Regions from separate parts of the Homo sapiens genome. Here region 2 is linked to region 1. Evidence: chromatin contacts called from ENCODE Hi-C or POLR2A ChIA-PET data. All regions are on one chromosome and are shown on one strand. Each heading gives the region's core, a stretch centred on a gene start or an enhancer-like site at or near the end of the contact. The rest is flanking DNA. Distances are from core to core; before and after follow the strand shown.

The links. Hi-C counts contacts between places; a loop is a spot of excess contacts on that map. ChIA-PET counts read pairs that join two places held with the same protein, here RNA polymerase II (POLR2A). Pooled maps may share reads with other maps.
Region 2: a loop to region 1 is called in a pooled map of right cardiac atrium, with 2.3 times the contacts of the local background. The contact joins two enhancer-like sites. A Hi-C loop is called at or near these places in 5 of 168 maps with a recorded cell type or tissue (CD8-positive, alpha-beta T cell, Caco-2, PC-3 and 2 more) and 12 of 50 pooled maps. POLR2A ChIA-PET finds 5 or more read pairs at or near these places in 11 of 52 experiments (AG04450, Caco-2, H1 and 7 more).

Annotation. Positions count from the first base shown.
Region 1 is chr6:21,535,664-21,540,284 of GRCh38, reverse strand. It overlaps LOC107986579 (a long non-coding RNA gene), which reads left to right. Exons shown (of 3, transcript XR_001744022.2): 2 at 1,261-1,388; 3 at 2,321-2,921. Among named protein-coding and RNA genes, the nearest start is that of LINC00581, 26 kb to the right of the region's middle. Within about 2 kb of position 2,429, at least 2 of the 41 ENCODE cell types and tissues checked have a DNase peak (open chromatin) inside an H3K27ac peak, as active enhancers do.
Region 2 is chr6:21,586,683-21,591,303 of GRCh38, reverse strand. No RefSeq gene overlaps it. Among named protein-coding and RNA genes, the nearest start is that of SOX4, 4.8 kb to the left of the region's middle. RefSeq lists enhancers at 1,940-1,989, 2,000-2,099, 2,867-3,524, 4,165-4,621 and silencers at 3,890-3,969, 4,110-4,169. Within about 2 kb of position 2,428, at least 38 of the 41 ENCODE cell types and tissues checked have a DNase peak (open chromatin) inside an H3K27ac peak, as active enhancers do.

The DNA of each region.
Region 1 (4,621 bases), core at 1,180-3,679:
TGGAGTCTTTGGGGTGAAGGAAGGAGGTGTTACACTATGTGAAGACTGCAACTTTGTGCCCAAAACAGGAGTGAGAGTGAAGCATTCATTTTTGCCCTTCTGGAAGGTCTGCATAGGTGCGTAGCCATTAGATGTCAGCAGGTCAACTGCATATTGTCAGGGCAGTCGAATTTATGTCAGTAGTCTGGCCTTTGGCTTTCACAGATCTCTCTGGGCGGCCTGACTAGGAGAGGTTATCAGGTCCCCTGCCTGCTTGGTGGGGGTCAGTGTTTAACTTCTTTAAACTCTGCTTGGGAATGTGTATCTTTCCTGCTTGTGGACCACATCGTTTTTGTTACTAGGCACCTGGGGAAGCCTTGAAGTATTCCTACTAGGGATGTGTATCCTTGGAGTTGCCCATGTGACGTTTATCTTTGCTTTCCTGGTGTTTGCTATCTGGAGAGGATTATCCAGGGAGTAGTTTGGCTTAGGTGTGAGGCTGATCCTCTCATTTCTTCTCACCCAGTGAAAACATTACAAACCGAATATAATCCCATGGGGAAGAGTAGACTCCAATGAGAAAATACAAGCAGTCAAGGACCAACAGTTGAGGATTAGTGGAAATGAGATACAGAATACTTTTCCCCCCAATTTTTTTAGAGAAGAAAGGACTGTAATTTAGACTGTAATTTACCCTAGAATTTTACATTGTGTTTTAAGATGTGAACTGGAGACTCTTTTAGGAACTATTGCTTGCCCAAATTCAAAAGGGAAAATAAAGCTAGAAATAACTTTGAATACACATCCAATTATAAGAATATGATTTTACAGGTCTAGATAGAGAAAACATGATTTTAAAATTATAGATGATAGCGCAATATGTGTTAATAATCTCATATAGAAATTAAATTAGATTGCTTATCATATTTTTTGCATTTTACTTAATGTAGTTTTACTAAATAGGGATTTTCAAATGTAGTTCACTATTGCTAATGCAGTGATTATACTAAGGGTTACTCATTTAAAATAAAAATTTTGAGCTGATTAGGAATTTTATCCAATTACATTGGTCCATTAAAAAATACAATATCCATAGGTTGGCTAAACAGCAGATGCCTAAGTGCTGAAATTATTGCTAGAAATTTAAAAGCTATCTCCCTAGATTTCTCATTTGTCCTTTGGAACATGGTGTATCAAAGGATCTTATTCTGCAAGTTTTTGTAAGATTTTAACAGCTCTCCCTTTAAATCCTTTCTAAAAGAGTCATTTTTTCTTTCAAAGGTGACTGATTTGGGCTTTGAATCCCTGTGAACCCTCTGGGTTACATTAAGGGGTCCTGGAATCTACATATCAAGTATTATCAAGGACAGAATAACGTATTGCAATATGTGTACTGCTCTTTTTCATGCGTAAGTAGCTTTGTAATGATGAATAAATACAAAATGTGCGGCTTTCGTGGTAACTTTTGGTGTTCTCAATCAACAGAGATGAAAACAAAACTGCTATTTTTGGGTAAAAAACAGGCTCTCCTACTTGAAAAGCTTGGAAACTCCTAGAAACTATGAGTAGAAAGTGCCACCAATATGACAAGCTTCCGTTTCCACTACAGTGCCTTGTGTGCCTCTGAACTCCAAGTGGTCAAAGGAGTCATTCAGTTCTAAGAGTGAATCATGCTTATGTAACATACTGGTAGCAAAAGTGTACAGCATTAGGGTTTGTGAAAAAAGGGAGCACATTCAAGTCATCTATTAACATGGAGTCTTTGAGTTTTTGCATTTTTTTCTGTTTTGCTCTCAAATTACCACATTGGAGCTAAGCAGATGACAGCTGACTATAGAGGTCTATAAACTCATTTTCGTCTTGTGTTGAGCCAGCCAGGACCCACTGAATCATGATTAAGGAGAGAACTCAATGAAATGCCCCCAACTCCGCCCCATTTCCCAAGCTGAGCTGCATTTCTCCCACTTGAGATCATTGCTGGGTCAGAAAAACAGGAGCAAGGGGAAGAGAGGCCAGCTAGTGGCAGACGTACCACAAAGTACCAAGGCAACGTTACTAAGAGAAGGAGTCTTAGTTTGCAAAGGTTAGAATCACTAAGTAGCAGACAGCATACAATAGATATGAAGAGTCTGCCCCCATCACTCTGATACAAACAAGACCTAGAGTCTCACATTCAAATACAAGGGGTAGAGGAGGCATTTCTAATCATAGCCCCAAAGATGTCGACAACCAGGAAAATGTCTACTTGCATTCTGAGTAGGGAAATAAACCCATTCATTTTATATGCTCCATAGGAGTTTTTATTGTTTATAAATAATTACAGCTCTCTTTCATGTTGCAGCATTCTGGGTGGAAGAAGAGAAGGGAATTGGGCCTGTTAACCTTCGCATGTAACCAAGGAGCCGTTTATGACTGGCCAGGTGCAAATGCCATATCTAATCTTTCCCTGTGTCTGCTGTGCAGCAGCTGCAGCAGTTGGAGGGAGTTGGGGAGTTATTAAATATCAAGGAAATGTTTGTGCCAGGACTGTCCTACTTCTGGGTGGTAAGAGAAATGTACAAACTGTTTTCCATTTAGAAAGAGTGGCAAATGTTAACAGGGAAAAAGTTATTCTTAGTGAGATCCCAACAATGGGGTTGAGGGCAAAGTGACCCATCTGAGTCCAGAGGAAAATTTGGGCCCCTTTTCCAGTCTGTTGCCCCTATAGTTGCAAAAGCTTTTAAGTATATTTTCTTTACTCCCTCTGGATCTCTGATTATGAGCAGGGCACTCAGATACTCAAAGCCAAAGTATATTCCCCTGAGAAGCAAAAAACTTTCTTTAATTCCTATTAATGCCCAAGGACATTTGAAAGGTTAATAATATAATTTGGGTAAAGTAAAATGAGATCTTGAAGAGAAGGTATCATATAAAAGGGAGGTTTGTATGAGTTATTCTAATGATATGGCGTACTACAATTAACACTGGCTGTGAGAATATGAGTGTGAGCCTCAGCTCTAGGACTTTTTTTTTTTTTTTCTGAGACAGAGTCTCCCTCTGTCACTGTCACCCAGGCTGGAGCACAGTGGCACAATCTCGCCTCACTGCAAACTCCACCTCCCAGGTTCAAGCGATTCTTCTGCCTCAGCCTCCTGAGTATCTGGGACTACAGGCGTGCGCCACCACGCCTGGCTAATTTTTGTATTTTTAGTACAGATGGCTTTTCGCCATGTTGGCCAGGCTGGCCTTGAACTCCTGACCTCAGGTGATCCACCCACCTCGGCCTCTCAAAGTGCTGGGATTATAGGCATGAGCCCATGGATATATTATGTAGTGGTGAAGACTAGGCTTTTAGTGTATCTGTCATCTGAATAGTGTGCACTGTACCTAGTAGGTAGTATTTCATCCCTCACCCCCACCCCGCCATATATTTTGATAAGACTGTAGATGGCATCTGCAACAGGTGGTAATTGCATTAGCTAAATGTGACAGAAACCTAGTGACAGAGGCTTCATCAAATAGGAGTTGTTGTTGTCACATCTCCAGGAGTTATGTGACTGGAGGTGCACAACACAGGGCTGACGCTACAGCCCCACAGTGGCATCGTGCCCTGGACTACTTGTTTTTCCCTCTCCATCATTCTTTGAATTTGGTTTTCATTCTCATGGGTCTGGCCTCTTCAATAAACTGATCTGGAAGCCTACCCAATGACTCTGCTTTCATCTCATTGGCCAGAACTGTATCACATGACCACCACTAGCCGCAAGGGATGCTGGGAGTTAAAGCACCTAAACTGGGTCCATTGCTACAATCCAACTAAGTCAGGGATGTGTAAGGAAGAAAGTGAAAATGGATATCAGATATGCGATTAGCAGTGTCTGCCACAGGGCTCTTAACAGATTCACAGATTACACAGGCTGGAGAGGACAAGTACGTGGAATGATAGAGTCAGCACTCTAAATGATCTTAGGAGAGTGAAATAATAAAATGAATTTAACATGCAGAATTCAATAGGGTTAAATTAAAGTCTTATCCCAAGTCTAAAATGGTAACTGGACACACACAGAATGGGGGAAATGTTTCTCAACAGCACCCTATAAAGATACTTATTCATTTTAATTTGCCACAAGAGTAATATCAACAAAGTAACATTTAACATTTCTTGCCTGGCGTGGTGGCTCACGCCTGTAATCCCAGCACTCTGGGAGGCCAAGGAGTGTGGATCACTTGAGGTTAGGAGTTCAAGACCAGCCTGGCCAACATAGTGAAATCCCATCTTTACTAAAAATACAAAAATTAGCTGGGCGCAGTGGCGTTCGCCTGTAGTCCCAGTTACTTGGGAGGCTGAGGTGGGAGAATTGCTTGAACCCAGGAGGCAGAGGTTGCAGTGAGCCAAGACTGTGCCACTGCACTTTAGCCTGGGCAACACAGCGAGACTGTCTCAAAAAAAATTTTCCTGAATGTTTACTGTTAGTTATTTCATGTAATTCTCCCAGCAATTCTCTGAGGTAGATATATTATTATTATCCCCATTTTTTTAGAAAACTGAAAATTATAAGTAGCTTGATCAAAGTCCTCCAGCTAGAAAGCGGTTTGAACCTAATGGCAGAGTCCTTGCTATTTACCTCTATACTATGTTGTTTCCCAAGGAAAGGTGATCTAT
Region 2 (4,621 bases), core at 1,179-3,678, 51 kb before region 1:
TAAAAAAGAATATTTATTTTTGAATTTGTACTAACTAATGATTTGAGGGTGTAGCTAGTTTGATAATTCAGTCAAGTTGAGTATCAACATTATTGATTATATTTCTCAGTCATTTATGCTTCCATCATCGAATATGATAGGGAAGAGTGGAAGTTAAAGCAGTCATATATGTTTCTGCTTAAAACACATGGATTTTTTAAAGGGTGTACTAAAACACAGCCACTGGCCTCATTCTTTTGTTACATGTATTTTCTGTATTTCAACAAATCCAACAAATTTTAAGACACACCATTATATTACATTCCACCAAGGAAGAAAGCTGCCAATGAAACTGTGATATCCCCCTAGATGTAGGATGCCTCCTTATTTCAGGAAGAGTTGAAATGAAAAGAAAAATTTCCTCTTAGACTTGATGAAATATGGTATCAGTAACTTCCATTGACTTTATAATTACTGCATATATATTTATATATTACACAAGTGCCTAGACTTCTGAAATAGATCTGTTCTAATGGGTTAGTTCTCTTAGAATGTAAGAAAACATATGACGAATGCCCTTTTATTAAAGTCATCTTTGTGACCAACTAAGTGTGTGCACACTGGAATGTGTTGGACCTCTCAATACCAAATAATGAGAAAAGATTTCTCCCTTCTCATTCCCTAACTTCATATGCTCTGTAATCAGTTCTCCATTACTGACATTTTTTTCCCCAAATACCAGATATTTGGTGGCCCCTACTAAATCAGTACGCAGTGTTCCCTCTGCTGGCTTTGCAGTACATGAAGTAATTCTTAATGCTAGTCTTTTAGCTGTATTAAGAGAAAGCCAAGATAATTTTGCAGAAAAAAAAAATCCTGGTTTAGAATAATAAACTGTCTTTGTTAGCAATGATGTTAGACATTTCCAATTTTGAATTAGGTATTTTATTTTATTCCCTTAAATGATGGAATTCCATTTGAGATGTAAGTGTAATATCTGCTAATGCATTTCTTCTGCTCTCACACATCTACACAACATAAAATCTCACATCCATACAATGGTATGGGGCATAGATGAAATAAGATTCTATTCCACTGCTTAATATATTCCTTTGGCATGGAGGGAGGGACCTGAATGGAAATTAGTTTAACAAATCTGGATTTGCACTGATTTGCAAGATTTTGCCTTGCCTTGGTTATAGAAACTATGATTGTAGGCGCTAGTCAGACCTGACAAGTATTCAGTTCAAATAAAATAAAGAGGAGGAAAAACTGTGTAGTTGTTACTTTACCTGACAAGGAAGAAGCCCTGGGAAATCTGATGTCATTGGCCTTTGTCAACTGAAAGGCGCCAGTTTTTTTGGTTCCACACTTTATGGAAAAGAAGCCTCCATGTGAGGCTGATTTACTTCTCAGTCAAGTAGACAAACATAACTTGCACTTCATCCTTTTGGGCTGATGACATTGCATTGTAACTGGGCTCAGCGCGTAATGGGGGTGGGGGTGCGTGCATTGAAAAATAATATATGGAAATAACTCATATTTGCAAAATATCAAAATAGGATTCTGGGGTAAATGAAACCTAGCATTTATTTTTATCACTAGAATAAGCTAAGAGTTAAGAAACCTGCATTTCTAACAATTGTACCATTTTCCTCTCATAACCAGTGACTAGCACACAGTAGGCTTAAGCTGTTCATGCCAATGCCAACTCATTATTCCTTTCCTTCGATTTTCTCAAGAAAACAAGCAGAAGACGAATGTTTGCAGGGCCACTTGGATTGCAAGCATGAATACAGGCTTCTGCTTCTATTCTAGAGGCAGAGGCACGGCACCCGGGGAGAGCCTGGGTTTGTCTGCAGCCAGCCGGCTCCCAATCTGGGGAGAAGCAGCCGCCAGGTGGCATCGCTGAGCCTCCCTGCGCCCGCGAGGCGAGGTAGGAAATCGTGGGGATAGTCAGTCTTCTTTCTTCTCCCCCTTCCTCCTCTCCCGACCCCCCTACCACTCCCTACCACTGTACCTTCTTTAGTTAGAGGCTTAAACGCTCAACGAGTAACAGGGTATGTCGATGAATTCTGATTTTTTTTCATAAATCAAAGTTTAGGGCAACCACCCGCCGCCTCCTGCTCACTTGTCAGGAGCTCCGGGTGACGGGGGAAGCCTAGACCAGCTTCCTGTCTGGATCAGGTAACCCAACTCGGGGGATTATCAATTTCAGTTTCCCTGTCTTCTTGCTAAAGTGAATGCAGTTTCTCCGGCTTCCGAGAGCGGCTGCAGAGAAACGACGCGCCTTACTTAAGGACTCCAGTGCAAAGGCCACTCCCTACTCAAAAAAAAAAAAAAAAAAAAAAAAAAAAAAAGAGGTTTCCTTCAGGCAGAACGCCTTCCGGAGCGCAGCGACTCGGTCTCGCAGGCACGGCGCTCTCCCTGGCTTAAGCTCGCCAAGGATTAATGGTGCTCAGCCTCGCTCCGCCGCGGCAGCCGAACCTCTCCTTTCGCTTACAGTTACAGGGAGGAAATAAATTGGAATCGACTCAGACTGTGCTTTCTGGAGGAAAGTCCTTCCTACTGTAAACATGTTTCAGGCGATCCTGTCAGCAGCATTTTAACACCCGTCTTCCGTTTAGGTTTTACGACCGGGGAAGGAGCTGAAGACACGCGCGCGCACACACACACAAACGCGGGCGCAGACGCAGCCCAAGCGAGGACACCTCCCGCACCCTCGCGGGCTCCCAGCCCTCCTTTGAATTTGCAACCGGTCGCGGATAGGTTGGGGGGGTCGTTTCCCAGGAGCTTGGCTCCTCCGTCCTCCTACCCCATCCCCTGGCCCTTGGAGATGCTGTCCAGTTCCGTCACTGACCAGAACTGACAGCCACTTGGCCCCCTGCTCTCTTGAGTGCCCAGCATCCTTTGCTCTGGACGACTAAATGCTCTCTGTGAGCCTTGCTTGGTTGGTACGGCGCGCGCTGTGCGTGTGGGACCCACTCTTCGGCAGGCACACGACCTTCGTACACCGGCTGGGCAACCACCCACTTCATCCCCTCCCCGGACCCCGCAGGCTGAGGCCCCATTGAGAGCGCAGCTGCAGCGTCTCTTTCAGAAGGGCAGAGCAGGCTGCGCGTGCACGGCGCGCGGGGGGAGGAAAAGGGCTGAGAGCTGAGGGAAGTCGACAATTCATTGCACCCCAGTCTTCAAGCGTCCCTTCTGCGCGGATCACGGAGGGACAGACGTGCATTGGCGCCTTCCCTCGATCCCTCGCTCGTGCAGGAAAGACTGGACGGTGGGGGCTCTCTGAGTTTGCGAGGGCCACGGAGGCGCCCCAGGGTGCCAGGCGCCCTTGTCAAGGGCCGCGCCCGAAGCTCCAGATTCAGTCCCCAGCACCTGTAGGAGGCGGTTTCGGGTCTGAGAGAAGGGAACATATGGCAGGTAGTTAACAGGGAGAGGCTGCGCCCTGGGCGCAGTTACGAGGAAGCCAAGCTCTGCGGAAGGTCTCGGCTCGCTTTGTCCTCCTTGGATCAGCTGGTCTCTGCCTTTCCGCTGGCAGCCGCGGCAGTCAGGCCCTGGCGCAAGCGTCCGGGTGGAGCTGCCTACTCGACCCGGGGTGGCAGGGGTTGAGGGGGCGGCAAAACCACCCCAGTGGCCCCAGCAGGCGGTCTAGGTGGGGCACGCCCGACGGGCTTCCCACCCCCAACGCAACAGCCCGTTGTTGCAATTACAGTTTTAGCCCCGTGGGGGAAAGCGGGTGATTTCGCTTTTGGAAAAACACTTCAAGAGCAACCCTAAGCCAGCGTTACAAGCCAGTTGACCTGCTATTGGAGGTTGTGCGAGGGCGGGCTGGGGCGCGCGCGTCTGCCAGGGAGGGAATCCCGCTGGGGAGTGGGCAGAGGGAAGCAGAGCAAAATGTCAGATAACAGAAAGAGGGGAGGCGGAGGAAGAAAGGCGCTTGATTGCGGGGAAGTGGGAAGGCACGGAGACCGCATTGGCTGCTAAGTGACGCGGGTCAGGAGGAGAGGGACGCGTGCGTGGCGGGTAGCGACTGTAGGACGCACGGGCCCCCTCGCCAGGCAACCGATCTCCTTTCTTCCAGCCCTTCCCCTCCCATGTTCCCGCCGTAGTCAGACGTCACACTTGGCGCAGACAGCTTTGGGGGAACTCATAGGGATGGGAGGGGTGGGGCAGGGACCGTAGAACCCAGTGCCCCAGACCGCGCCTGGAGTGCAGTACACCTGGCACCCGGGACTCGCCATCTGCTCCCAGCTACCGCCTCTCGGGCCAGGGGTGTGGGCCTGGAGAAAGATAAGAGTACCGCGTGGGAGTGGATGGCCTGGCGTCAACCGCCTCAATGAACTCAGTCAATCAACGTTTATGGTGCTCCTACTGTGTGCCGAGCGCATCCTCGGTCCCCTCCAGCTGCTGGGCTGGGAAACTGCACCATCTGTTCAGTTAAGCAGCAAGCTAGAAAAGAATTCTGTGTATATGGTTGTAAAATAAGTTCAAAATTCTGACAATAATGCATATGCAAATTTGCCATGAAAGGAGGGTGATAGAGATAGTTTGGGGATCTGGAAAAGTGTTGGGTCTAGCAGTACAGAGGTTTTGTGATTTTTCACTGCTTCCTGAAGCATGAAACTCCATCCTTCCT